3 separate regions of the Homo sapiens genome follow, and all the other regions are linked to region 2. A link is a contact called in ENCODE Hi-C data. All regions are on one chromosome and are shown on one strand. The core of a region is the stretch at or near the end of the contact, and the rest is flanking DNA. Distances in the headings are between cores, read along the strand shown.

The links. Hi-C counts contacts between places; a loop is a spot of excess contacts on that map. Pooled maps may share reads with other maps.
Region 1: a map of CD4-positive, alpha-beta T cell shows a loop between it and region 2 (4-fold over the local background). The contact joins the enhancer-like site here to the promoter of ADSS2 in region 2. A Hi-C loop is called at or near these places in 2 of 168 maps with a recorded cell type or tissue (CD4-positive, alpha-beta T cell and naive thymus-derived CD4-positive, alpha-beta T cell), 3 of 37 single-sample maps with no recorded cell type and 3 of 50 pooled maps.
Region 3: a map of B cell shows a loop between it and region 2 (16-fold over the local background). The contact joins the enhancer-like site here to the promoter of ADSS2 in region 2. A Hi-C loop is called at or near these places in 2 of 168 maps with a recorded cell type or tissue (B cell and naive thymus-derived CD4-positive, alpha-beta T cell), 2 of 37 single-sample maps with no recorded cell type and 12 of 50 pooled maps.

The regions. Positions count from the first base shown.
Region 1 is chr1:241,626,028-241,630,607 of GRCh38, reverse strand. The region is part of intron 1 of OPN3 (opsin 3); the gene reads left to right. It overlaps CHML (CHM like Rab escort protein), which reads left to right. Exons shown (of 2, transcript NM_001381853.1): 2 at 1-1,757. Among named protein-coding and RNA genes, the nearest start is that of CHML, 12 kb to the left of the region's middle. Within about 2 kb of position 2,672, at least 7 of the 41 ENCODE cell types and tissues checked have a DNase peak (open chromatin) inside an H3K27ac peak, as active enhancers do; they include CD4-positive, alpha-beta T cell, where a contact is called at or near this core.
Region 2 is chr1:244,449,342-244,453,810 of GRCh38, reverse strand. ADSS2 (adenylosuccinate synthase 2) reads left to right here and starts at 1,902. Exons shown (of 13, transcript NM_001126.5): 1 at 1,902-2,176. The coding sequence starts at 1,994. It also overlaps a transcript of CATSPERE not described here. RefSeq lists silencers at 1,513-2,002, 2,443-2,722.
Region 3 is chr1:247,208,707-247,213,216 of GRCh38, reverse strand. No RefSeq gene overlaps it. Among named protein-coding and RNA genes, the nearest start is that of MIR3916, 8.9 kb to the right of the region's middle. RefSeq lists silencers at 2,159-2,418, 2,559-2,768 and an enhancer at 2,253-2,752. Within about 2 kb of position 2,781, at least 35 of the 41 ENCODE cell types and tissues checked have a DNase peak (open chromatin) inside an H3K27ac peak, as active enhancers do; they include B cell, where a contact is called at or near this core.

The DNA of each region.
Region 1 (4,580 bases), core at 1,423-3,922, 2.8 Mb after region 2:
AAAAGCCAGCATTCACAAAATGAGGAAGATAAGGAAAGTAGCATAAATATTTTCTATTAACATGGCTTTACAACTGCTAAAACTTATAGTATAAAAATGTACTAACAAAGACTAATTCAAGAAGTTGCAGGATACACAATTTTTAAAAATCTCATTTCTACATCTTAGCAGTGACAAACTGCAATTTAAAAAGTGTGTTTGGTTATTAATATATATGAGACTTTTAAAGAAAGTTATATAACTACATAGAGATAAATTAAGAAAGATGCCTAAATAGAAGCAAGTTTAAAGAGCTATATTTTTAAACATGAACAAACTCCCATGGGAGCCATGCCAGTGTAGTGGAAAAGTAGTACATGGGGAGATGGGGAGTTTTTTTGAAAACCAGAATTACAGTTCTCATTTCACTACTTACCAGTTGTATACTCTTGGGAAAGTCACTCCTAGTATCTATTTCACCATCTACAGAAGAGAAATACTTCACAGAATTATTGTGGGGATTAAGTTAGATAATGTGTTTTAAAATATAAAGCTACATCCAAAGAAATGCCAATATGTGACATTAGTATGAAATTTACTACAGTTCCATTTAACATTCCAACTGGTTGCTGTGTGGAATATGGCATAATTGTAATAAATTATTTAGGAAAGCAAGCAAAGATGTAAGTTTTTTTAATTTAGGGGGAAAAAATGGGAGCCTTGCTCTCCAAATCCTTAAAACATGCTATTAAGCAACCTTTCTGAATATTCTGTGGTGCCAAGTAGAAAGTTTAACTGAAATTAATAAGCCAATGGAAAGAAAGAAATATTAATAACTGCTGGTGGAAAGACTAGCTAGATGTCAGTGTGGAAAGATTAGATCCACTTTACATGTGATATTCCAAATGAATTAAAATGTTAAGTATAAAAAGAAAAATACTACAAGTCTCACACCAATAGTGGTATAAAGGAACTTCATGGCAATTGGCAAGGTAGATCAACTAAGAGAAAAAGTTTTAAATGTGTAGTAAATAGGAAAAAGACAAAACAAGATGGAATTTAAAAGAAGCTATTTGCATTACACATGGATGCACTCAGTTTTTGTAAAACTATATGCATATCCATAAGGGTTTGTACTCTTAGGCAAATTTATAAAGCGATCGTGTATAAATGATATAAAAAATCAATTTGAATGGTATTCAAATTTCCTAATATTAAAAATGCAACTTTGACTTAGTTCATGCTATTGTATTAGCAAAACTGTTTTAATTGCATGTGTCCTTATAGCAGCAGCATTGTGTATTAGTAGCCTTTTAAGAGAACTGTGTAGAAGACTATAAAAAGGGCTTTATAACTGATCTTTTGACATACTCACTTTGAGTGGCATATGCCCAGGAAAATATTTAAAAGAAAGAAAAGCTATTTGTACAAAGTTTTCTAGCAGTTCCACTCAGATAACTTTAAGGGGGAAAAAAGCCCAACGATTGGAAATGGTTAAGTAAATTTTGGTGTATTGCTAGTGCTATCACAGAATGTTATATAGCCATTCAATAATATTGATATATGTCAAATTGTATGCAAAAAAGTGAGATTCAAAAATGTTAATAAGAACATAAATTGTGTTTACTGATACATGTGAAAATTTAGGTCTACATTGAAAAGAATCAGAAGATAACATGTAATTCAGTTTAACATTAGGGGTTCTTTATTTTTCTTCTGTTAAATATTGATGTATGCAATAAAAAATAAAAGATTAATTGGTAAAGTGGTTTACTGAACTGGTGAGAAAATTACTGATTTCTTAGAAGTTTCTAAAATTCTATTTTAAATTAAAATATACATTTCTAGGTGTTAAAGTCAAAAAAGATCATCTTCAGATATGTGTGGCAGAAAGTTTTACAAATCTTGGTGGGGAGGAATTCTTGGTCAAGATGGACTTCATAATTTATTTTTTCTTAGTTGATCACCATTAAGGAATAGTAATAGAAATATTAGTAATACATTCTAGGACATCAGCATGAAGACGTCATATACTAATTAAAGTATGCCCCTAAATGCAAACATGTCACTTGGGAATCTTAAAAACCGTGGAGATGAAAGTTGGATTCATAGATGTGACCGAACCTGGTTTGCAGAGAGACCTGTGCGAAGGCCAGATCTTGGGGGACTGAGGATGCGACAGACCCTTTCTTCCAGTCAGCGTGAGAGATCCAAATCAAGGTGATTTAATTTAATAAGCATCCATTGAACACCTACTGTGGGTTATGAATTGGCATTATTCTGGGAAATTAGAGATACAAAAATAAGTGCTCTGTACCTGACAAACATTCTGTTGGAATGTTTTCCTTAAGGTAAGGTACCTTTTACCTTAATGAGCATTTAAAACATTTTTTACCCGTCTCACTCCCCACTGTAACTAGCACTTCCTGTTTCCTGGCAAAAGAAAAAACAAAACAGAAGTCTCTGCCTTGTGCACGGCATCCCTTTTAAAAGGTGCCAAAACTCACTACACAGTTGAAAACAGGTGGCTTAAAGGTTAAAAGCCGAATCGTTTAACACTCTCCGAAGTCTATTTCGGATGACATTCAGTGAGTTAAGTTTTTCACATTAATCAGAAACTTTTTCTTTTGCCTGGGGAAGGAGCCAAGAGGAGCTCTAGGGGATTGGGTCTAGAAGCCCAGGACATCAAGGGCTTAGGGAGAGGAAGTATAAAGAAATTCGATCATAAAGTTTCAATACCAAGAAATTCTGATTAAGATTAATTTTATTTGCCTTCATCTTGATGGATCAAGTGAAAGTCATGCTCCTGTTGCGTAAAGGTGGCTGCTTCCTCTGAAAATTTTCAGATTTTTATTTTAGTATTTTTACCTTCATTATAAAGAGGTATTTGTAGTGTAGTTCATTTCCTTTTAACCAGCAACCAAATGTATTCACATTTCAACAGCAGGGGGCACAGTACTTCCAGCTTTCTGTAAGGCACGAACAGTACAAAAGCTGAGTGATTCACCTGAAAGAATTTGGCTATAACAAAAATATATGACAACAGTTCTGCTCCAGCACTTGTAGGAATACTTTTCTCTTGACAACTACATTTTCTTATGTGATCCTCAGGACAACTGTGTAAGGTAAGAAAGGGCAGGTATTTATACCAGTTTCTTTGTAGATAAAACCTGGAGGAGTTAAGTGACTTGCCTGGACTCTCCTACTTTGTATTGAGACCCATTAATGAGAAATGAAATGCTACTGTTTCGCTTTGCTTGCATCTCAAGAGTGATTTATTACATGTAAGAATATGTAACACATAAAGCACTATTTAAAAAGTGGTGGCTTCTGGAACTTTAGATTGGCTTTTCAACAAATAGCGAAATAATCCTATAAATTACAGTTTTTATAATTATAATAAAATGGGCCAACTCCGATTGAAAGAGAAGGGAGTTAAGTTCACTCCTGAAATCAGAAAAACGATCTCTTTATTCTGATATGTCGAGCTTAAAATCTTTATATATAATACCTTCATTGGTCCCTGCTGATGTCCTATGATTCTTGGCATTTGCTTGTTGCTAAATATATATTTAATTCTAATACACTCTGGACAACTATTTAATATTAAGGCATACACATCAGAGGAATGACTGGATTCAGAGGTGCAGGGTTGACAAAGTGTAGCAGGAAGATGAATACCTGATTATAATTCAGTCAGAATGAGATACATATTTAGGCATTTTATAGTTTAATCCTTGAGGATACTAGTACAGTGTGTTTTATGCCATTTCTTTTTATTATACATCATATAATTAAAGCCCTTGAGTTCTCTATTGCTGCTCATTTGAGACTCTTACTTGTTCCGTATTCATCTCTGACATAAAAGTAAATATTACCCAGTATGGGGAAACTTTATTTTTTATCATTACTATAAGTTAATTTTACTATATTTGTAAGTTAAGTTTACAGTTAAAGCTTGTGTAACCATTGCAGTATTTTACCAGCTTTAAAGGAAAAATTTGGGGGAATGTATGGCTGAGGAGGTGCTTGGAGTCTTGTTTTTAGGCAATTAATAATACAGTTAATTTCCTAAAATGATTTAAGTGAAGTATTATGGAGAAATGAGCTGTACATTGTTCTGTTCTCATTTTATAAATACATAACATTGGTAATGACCCCTGCTGTTGAAACATAAGTACCAACCAGATAGAAAAGTAAAAAGCAAAAGATGAGAATTGCACTGGAAATAGTTTGTCAGGAGATTGTAATCTCCTTTCAAACAAAGACTATGTGTATGGTACCTCTGCATTCCCTGGAATTGCTTACATTTCACAGGTACCCCCCCGCAACGATTTGCTAATTGAAAGACCAGCTAGCAGTTTCCAGTGGCTCTTTTCTTCCATGTCATCCTCTTGCCTTCACACTGTTCTAGGTTCCAACCTGAGGAACAGAGGACCACTAGGACCCATCTCTGGTAAAATATATCGCAATCATAGTCCTGGCTTCTTGTATTATTAGTACAGATCATTAGTTTTAGGGTAAGCCTATATGAGTCAATAAAGCTACTTAAAAATAGTACACATTTAGATATAAGAGGTTCCATCTAAATAATTTTGCTA
Region 2 (4,469 bases), core at 653-3,152:
AAGGAGGCGTTGGCAGCACCTAGGATACTCACCAATCCAGACACCCTGCCCTGCAATGGGGCTACAGACAGACACCCTGTGATAGGGTTACAGTTAAGGGACGTCTCCCCGGGGCTATTTCTCCATTGCAATTAAATCCATGCACACTGGGTTGGCAGCACCCCACCAGTAGAGAGAGTACCAGAGTCAGCCCCCAGTCCAAGAGAACTGGGTGGCCGCTTGGGCAGGCTTCTGGATCCATTGCTGGAGGGGGGCCACTGAACCACGAGTAGGTAGCCACAAAGGCAATGCCAGACAAGCCCCCAAATTTGTAACCGCCCAAGGGGTTCACCTTGTCCACTGCCTAGACAGAGCCAATTCATCAAGACAGGCAAATGGCAATAGAGAAAGAGTAATTCATGTAGAGCTGGCTGTGCAGGAAACCAGAGTTTTATTATTACTCAAATCAGTCTCCCATAAATGATTTTAAAAAATTGAATGGAAATGACTAGTAAGGTGTGCTTATTCAGTATCTACTATCTGCCCAACACTACCTCGGGCATTTGACTAGAAAGAAATAGATGGCATTCTTGTTTCCAAAATGTTTGTGATCTTGTAATAAGGCCAAGATAGACAACAATTATCACATAGTATTATAATTGTTTACTAATCAATAGACCAAATAATTTGAATCCTTGAGGGCTGAATTGTATCTTTATTTCTCCTATGTTATCAGTGCCCAGGACACTTAGTTAGTTAATAGCAGGTTCTCAATGTTCCTGACTTAACTCATTGACTAGAAATAAAATACTAAAGTGTACTCTAGGGACCATTAGTGAACATACAGTATGTACAGGCGATTTGGGAGACGGTACATATAATGTGATTCCATTCCCACTTTTTTTCGAAGCACCTTTTATCAGAATTAAACATCATAGTTAATTTGTGTTGGTGTCGAAAGGGCATTAGATGAACAGTAGGTATACACCAGAATCTAGTTACAAATGTAACTGAGAGACAGTGGAATCTACAGGAAGGACATGGGCTCTGGACTTAGATTATCGAAGTACCAATTCAAGCCTCACTAGGGCAAGTTACCCAGCTTTTAAATCCTGTAAAATAAGGATAATAGAGGATCACCTACCTTATATGGTTGTGGGGATTAAAAAATAAAGAAGTGCATGACGGTATCTGCATATATGTACTATATGCGACATAGGTAATCCACTCCTCCTCTCTGAGCCTTTGTTACTACTATGTAAAATGAGGATTAGGACTTTATTTGATCTATTGATTTCAGGTCTCATGTCCTTTATCTTATTGCCTTACTTTTGAATTTTGTCTTTTTTGATCCCTGTCCCCATCTCTGTTACTTCCGGACTTTTAATTTCCAATTCTACACTTACACGTTCCGATTTTATGCTGTTTGTACTGCGAAATTCCACAGTTTGTATTTTGTACACATTCATTCCTTAATAAAGACAAATCCAGACAAACCTGCAGATGGCAGACACAGTGGCCCCAGAATACACCGCCGCAGCCCAGAGCGTTGCATGCTGGGATTTGTAGTCCGACGCTCCACACGCGCTTCCGCGCCTCTCCAGTTTGAAAGCGAGAGGTAGAGCGGGTAGGCGGGGTGCTGAAGGAGAAGCGCTCTCGAAGCCCCGCCCCTGACCTTTTCCGCTCGCGAGGTTTGCACGGGAGTGGCGCGCCAGGCCGCGGAAGGGGCGTGGCCTCGGTCCGGGGTGGCGGCCGTTGCCGCCACCAGGGCCTCTTCCTGCGGGCGGTGCTGCCGAGGCCGGCCTGCGCGGGGCAGTCATGGTACCCCCTTGAGCGGGCTGTGGCGGAGAGCGGGGCGGGGACTGGCTGGAGGGTGGCGGCCCGGCGGGGCGGGGGCGGGGCCGGCCTCTGGCTCCTTCTTCCTCTGCATGTGGCTGGCGGCCGCAGAGCAGTTCAGTTCGCTCACTCCTCGCCGGCCGCCTCTCCTTCGGGCTCTCCTCGCGTCACTGGAGCCATGGCGTTCGCCGAGACCTACCCGGCGGCATCCTCCCTGCCCAACGGCGATTGCGGCCGCCCCAGGGCGCGGCCCGGAGGAAACCGGGTGACGGTGGTGCTCGGTGCGCAGTGGGGCGACGAAGGCAAAGGGAAGGTGGTGGACCTGCTGGCGCAGGACGCCGACATCGTGTGCCGCTGCCAGGTGAGGCGACGGGGCCTCTCATGGGAAGCCGGGCCCGGGAGCTCGGGCTGCCTGGCTCCTGGTGCCCGGGAACTCGGACCCAGAACCCGGATCCACTGGCCAAAATGAGGTGTCACCTTGAGGCTCTCTCCTCCTGTCCTGAGCTGCGGCTACGTGGAGAAATGGCGGGAGGTCGGGGACCCCTGACCTGGAGCGTCGGGTGAAACTTGGGGTGGCCCTGGAGGAAGAGGTGGGCTGGCGGGGAGCCTTTGAGAGATGCGCGATGCCTGGCAGTTGCAGTTTTGCGTCTGGCGAGTGGTGCTCAGCGCCGGGACTGAGGCCGGGGTGGAGGTGGGATGCGGTCCGAGTTTGAGGAGCTACCGCCCGAGGCCTGCTCCCAACTCTTCCGACTGCGGGCGGAGACCCGGCGCGACGGCAGAACCCCCCATCACCGCCCCCCCGCCCCGCCCAGGGCGGCGGAGTGGGAGTGGATTGTTTCGAAACGTCCTGAAATCAGACTCACCGATCCCCCATCTGCAGGACCGTGGCATGCAGTGCTTTGCTTCCTCTGGTCCACTTTGTTGACATCCAAACCCACCCACCTCTGGGCTTTGGACTGTTGTTTTAGGGCCCTGAGTTTCTTGTTTTTGTTTTTGTTTTTACAGTGTGCTCCATACATGAAAGTTAAGGAGAAATTACTTTTACTAGTTGGTCCCAGAGGAAGGAATCCCTTCTCTGTTCAAAAAAAGTGAGGGAAGTAAATACATGGATGTCAAATTGAGTATTTGGAAATAAATATTTGCATTGTTAAGGTGACATCGAAAGTGAACTTTCGGAAAACGAGGTGGTAATGTACTTCTAACGGGAGACACGTGGTTTTCAGTGTAACCTTTCTTCCTATTTGTCGTTTCCTTTGACGCAGCATACAGGGTAAGGCCTTTGTAAAGGCTCTCAGATAACTCTCTCCAGTTTCAAAATTCTAAGCAGATGAGCAATAACCACTTTCAAAACAAAGCATAATGTAATATTTGAAGTTAACTGCTATCTGTTTAGGTTGCAAGAATATTTGTTTTTGAACATGCATGGCATGATATGATGGTGCCATGCTGTATATGTTCTAGTAAGTTATAGGCCCCCTTGAATACCATTTTGAGCATGCAGAAACAATGAAATCACAGGTATGTTAAAAAGCTAAATGCAAATACTGCAAATATTCTCTGATTTACCTTGTTTCGTTTTGTTTTGTTTTCATTTAGAAATCCACCCTGCCCATTCTGAAATAGCTGTTGCACTAATTGCCTCTTAGGAAACTGTCACTACCACCTCTCCCTCCTTCCCTTCCAGCCTATTATTTCTCCACCCCTCTGGCAACACACTTTGTACCTTAGCAATCTTCAGGGTGTTGCCATTAAATTCCTGCCCCGCACTTTCTTAGGAAATACTCCAGAAATCCAGCCTTTACCTACCTTTTGTCTTACATTCAGATCTGGTCATGCTGTGGGGAAGACGTATCCGAATACCGAGCTTTCTTGCTGTCGACAGCGGGAGAGAGGCTGAGGCCTGTGTGTCTCCTTCACTGACATCTTGACATCTCGTTAATATGGAAATAGCTCAGGTTGAGCTACACTATGGGTTGTAAGAAGGTTTGGAGAACACAACCATTATGGTATTTATTCTAAAGGATCCTCAATTTTAATATTCTATGGAGAAATATTAGAAGTAGTTTGTAGCTTGGAGAAGGTGTTACTAATGTTACCGAGAAAGTAGTCTTGAAGTCATGGACCAACCTGATCTGATGCCCTTGGAAAGGCTAGAGAAGTGATTGAGAAGGAACTAAGTTTGGCTTTAAAATGTTAGCTGAAGATAGTGGAGAAACAAATGAGGGGCCTTGTTGGGCAGACTTCCCTCACCTGTGTATTTTTGACTTAACTACCTTCCTTATAGAATCCTTATGTTCTTTTAGTGCTTTTTAAAAGTGTATCATTAGGATTCTTTATTAGTCTTGTTAGCAAAAAATAGATGAGTAATGAATAGATTTAAGCATTATCTCTTTTGTGATTTACCTTGGTAACTTTGTATTATTTGGTTAGCCCTAGTAAGCTGGCATCTACTTAATGAAGTTCCCCTAGGTTATAAAATTGGAATGTTGAAGTTCTTAGTGAGTGTGTATAGAGAGCTGGAAAAAATCAACAGTAAGACATTGTGAGCTTGGATTGCCTTGTTTGATGTCTTAAGTTTTGTGTGTTAGTGAAAATATGTCCTTTGTTAGAGTTTAATATATTCTGCCATATTTATGTCATGAGTTCAAATTTTA
Region 3 (4,510 bases), core at 1,532-4,031, 2.8 Mb before region 2:
TGCCTATAAATTGGCCCTGTTAAAAATCTAAGGAAAACTTTAAGACATACTCAGATATTTTGCTAAATTGCAGCAGGAGAAAATGTCTTATCAGCAGACCTATCTTTATGTCACTTGCTTTCAGAATAAGAGGCTATTTCAGGCACAGCAGTTTTAGTCTGTGTTAAAATCATAAGCAGCCTAAAAATACCCAAAAATGATGAAAAGAATTTGCAGATATATGGAATACATTTTATGTTTTCAAAGTCTCCTATGATGAAAAATAAATAATGTGTTGTTTGGCTTTGATTTCCTAAACTCATTCCTCAGCTATTTTCCTAAATATTCCATATCCTTCCAACATGCTTCTGCAGTTTCTTGAGGGATGTTATGCCAATGATAAACAGTACCATATGGGCACAAATATCAAAAGAATTCTGCTTCAACAGCAGAAGTATAACTCTCCAGAACCTTGAAGACCCAGGGCAGTTGCATGAGTAGTATGGTCTATGGAGGTACACAGGCTTTGGAGTTACAGTTGATTCTGTATCCCAATCCAGCTGCTTAGTAGCTGTGGGGTTTTGGAAGTTTCTTGACTAGGAACACTTATATAAACCTCATCTGCAAGAAAAGGCATAATGATACTGATTGCAAATATTCTTCATTCCTCCCTGTATACATGTCCTTTGCAAAGTGCTTTTATAGCTGCTCCCTTCAAGAGGCAAAATCTGTATTTCAAAATGTTTAGAGTCTTATTTGCTCTGGTCAACAGAAAACTGAACATATAACAGTGTGCTAGTCTGGGACCTAGGTTCAAAACTTGAGTGCTTTTGTTTTTCTTTCAGAATCCTGTTATCTCTATGATAATAAGCACACATTAACTTGCTGGGGAACGAGATACCACACGGAGAAGAACGAAGGTGCCCCAGTTGACAGGCAACTCACCCCTAGAAACAGCTGCAATCAGCATCTGCCCACACATGTCTGAAGGATCCCAGCTGAGACCAAAAGAATTGCCCAGCTGAGTTTAGCTTAAATTGCTGACCAGCCGAATCATGAGCTAGTAAGTTTCGGTGGTTTGTTATGCATCACTAACTAACTAACACACACACCCATTACAGACAGGATGTCAGAATTCAATGAGAGACTGATTACTAGTTACCTGCAAACAGTAGGCACCCTATAGGTATTGATTTTCTTTTCCCTTTATTTAAATTTGGATCTCTTGTTAGACGGTGGTGAGTTATGTAGAGATACATGTAGATGTGTACACGTGATTGGTGCATAAACTCACCCAGTCTCCCACACCATAGGAGGAAAAAGACAACCAATAGCCTGTTTATTAGCGCCAAGGCCAAATACCAATATCAGAAGTTTGTTTAATCTATTTTCTGTATATCTAAACTTTGGAAGTCAAAGCTGTGGAAGACCTGAAGACTGGGGATTAGGTCCTCCTGGGGGCTCCATTGTTCTTTTTTTGACTGTCTGATTTTTGGGAGGAAGATGGACAGCAGGCGGGGCAGCAATGGTCTACCTGTGGACACTCTCTTTTTGCAGCCCTTGCTCTCTCTAGGGCCCTGTCCCTTCAGCCTTTGGCCTGGGGAGAGACGTTGATAAGGAGGACCGATCTTTCACTGCTGGAAGGAAATGAGGGTTCAGACCGTTCACCTCCCTCAGAGCTGCACGGCAGTGTGACAGCCACTGGCCATGTGTGAGTACTGAGGGCCTGGAATGTGGCTGAACAGAGACGTGCTGGGAAGGTGAAATACAGAGTGAGTTTCACAGATTGACTACCGAAAATTATATAGTTCATTAATATATTGATGAATATTGAGATATTGATCATACATTGAAATGATAATATTTTGAATATATTGGGTTAAATAAATTATTACAATCAGTTTCACCTGTTACTTTTAATGTTTAAAAGGTGGCTACTAGGAAATTTAAAATTCACACGTGGCTTACATTTTATTTCTTAAAGGATTGCCTCCCTTTTTGAAATTTCAGGCTGCCTGATCAAACTACCAGAGGCCAGAAAGGTCATAAAATCTGAAATGTTAAAATCATTGCCATTATATTGTTTTCATTTGTGAATAACATATATATATTATTTATAAATGGATATAACCTTATACAAAAGGTTAAATGAAAATGCCCCCTGGGCTGGGCCAGGCCCAGCGCAAGCAGGAAGCCCTGCATGAAAAGGCTGCAGCCAAGAACCTGTCACTTTGTCGCCCTCAGCCCAGCGTCCGATCACATCCTCCGTCACTCAGGGACTGAGGGGGCGGGGCCTGGAGCCCTATCCAATCAGGGGCGCTGACGTAGGAACCGTCCAATCGGGCGTGCAGCCGGACAGAAGGGCGCGGCTTCCGGGATCTGGCGGGGCCTTCGTCTCTCCTGCCAGCCTCAGCTGGGTCGTCTTCTGTGCTCGGCGTGCTTTGCTCGGGGAAGCTCAGGTGGCCGCCACAGCCTCTTGCCCTCTGACCTGCAGGTATCAGGAGATCCATAGCTAAGCAGCCTGGACACCCGGGAAGCTGGGAAATGGTGAGTATGTGGGCGGGGTCCCGAGGTGGGCAGGGGGCTGATGGAAACGGGCTGGAACTGGCTGTGGCGGCCCCAGGCCTCCCCACAGCTGCCTCCGGAGTCTGCAGACCCGAGACCCCGCTGGACCCGCCCGGCCCTCAGCTTCCCCTGGCCTCAGGATGTGGGCTGGGCCGCCAGCCTCACCCGGCGTCCGGTCCGCTTCTGCGCTCGACTTCCGCCCGGCGCGTCCCCTCGCTGGCAGCTGTGCGGTGGCGACGGCAGGGGCCTGGGGGAGAGCCCCGACCCAGGAGGAGCCACTGCGTGGGAGGAGCTGTGGGCTGTGGGGTCCCAGGCCCTCCTTTCTCCTGGTAAAAATGAAAAGGGAATCAAGGTTTAAACGTTAAAGAGATTATTTGAGCAAAGAGCTGTTCATCAATGCAGAGCGCCCAGTCATGGTTTGTGGGTGCTTGGAGCAAAGGCTTTTGTAAGGGGCATAAGGAAGCGAACCAAATTCAGAACTTGGTTACAGTTACAGTTGTGGAGTCGCCTTATGTGGACTGTCCAGGTGGAAATTTCCTGGTTATTTAATGAGAGGTTAATTGGAGGTTTGTGGTTGGTTCAGGCTGAAAATCGTTTCTTCCTAAGGTAGTAATTTACAAGACATGTATTTCAGTTAGATTTTTTTCCTTAGGAACCGATGGTCCTAGTGCTACTTCAGTCTAATTGATTGCTAGTTAATTATTTTAAACACTCCAGAGGGGGACTGGTTTTCCACTGCGTTTCCAAATGTGTGGCAAGCACGGTCTCACATCCACCATCCTGTCCCCCCAGCCTGTGTGTCCTTTATTGTACATTTCACACACAGTGTTTTCATCATTTTTTCACAGAGCATTGGATGGCACTTTTTTTAGACATCTGTTTTCTGTTTGTAAACATTTTATGTGAGCAGAGAAGAATCACCTGACACACTGCTTTAAAAAAAATCTTTGTGTCTCTTCTTTTATCTTCCCCAGGCACAGACACCTTATCGGAATGTCTTTGGTTTGAGGTTCTGCTTTGGAAATTTTACAAGGTCATGTGTCCTCAGCCACCCTCCAGTCTTTTTCTGTGCCTGGGTTTCATAATTGTCTGGGGGTGACCCATCTCAAGGCATGTTTAGTGAACATTAGCACGTTGTTCCTTTCCTCCCAGAGGACAGCCTCAGTGATGGAGGTGGAGCCTCTTAAGGGAGCAGATGGATGCCCTGGGGCTGAGAGGAAGCTGGTCCTACCCTTCATTTACAAAGCTAACCCCTTAGGACATGCAGATTGTCTTCACCCAACTCCAGCGTCTGTTCCTTGGGGACACATTGCTGGTCAGCCAGTTGGATGCTGATATTGAGAAGAAAAAACAGAAATGATTTCTGACATCTGGATTCTCTCAGACTTGTGAAGGGGGAAAAACTGTTCCAAAGGACAAGGAAGACCCACTGCAGTGAGGGGGCGCGAGAATCTGCAAAGTCAAGCCACTTGGGGCACCCAGTGGGGCACAGTGTGGTGGCTCCTGGGCAAGGCGGGAAGGTGGTCAGTGAGCAGTATGGAAACAGAGGAAGGTCCCAAGTGATAGGACGGCCTGACTTGGCACTTGAGTCAGATTTGTCTGTGTTCCAATCAGCATTGCCACTTCCTGGGTTTTACACCTTGAAACATTTTTTTCACTTAATTCAACCTTAGTTTTTTATTAACTGTCAATTGCATTTTAACAGTAGAGTTTCAAAGGTAAGAAAATGTTTAAGAGGTGGATTTCAGAAAAGACATTACATATATAGTCAAATATTCACTTGTTAAAAATTCTGATTTACCTTTTTCTTCCCTAGAGTATAGTAAGTTTGTCAGGCCTGTTCCTTTTTAGGGGTGATTTTAAACAGAATCCCAGGGCGTAGCTGTGGGAATGCTACCAGGGAAAGTAATAGGGAAAATCCTCTTCCAGTATGGCTATAGGAAATGAATACATTTCCACAAAAAAA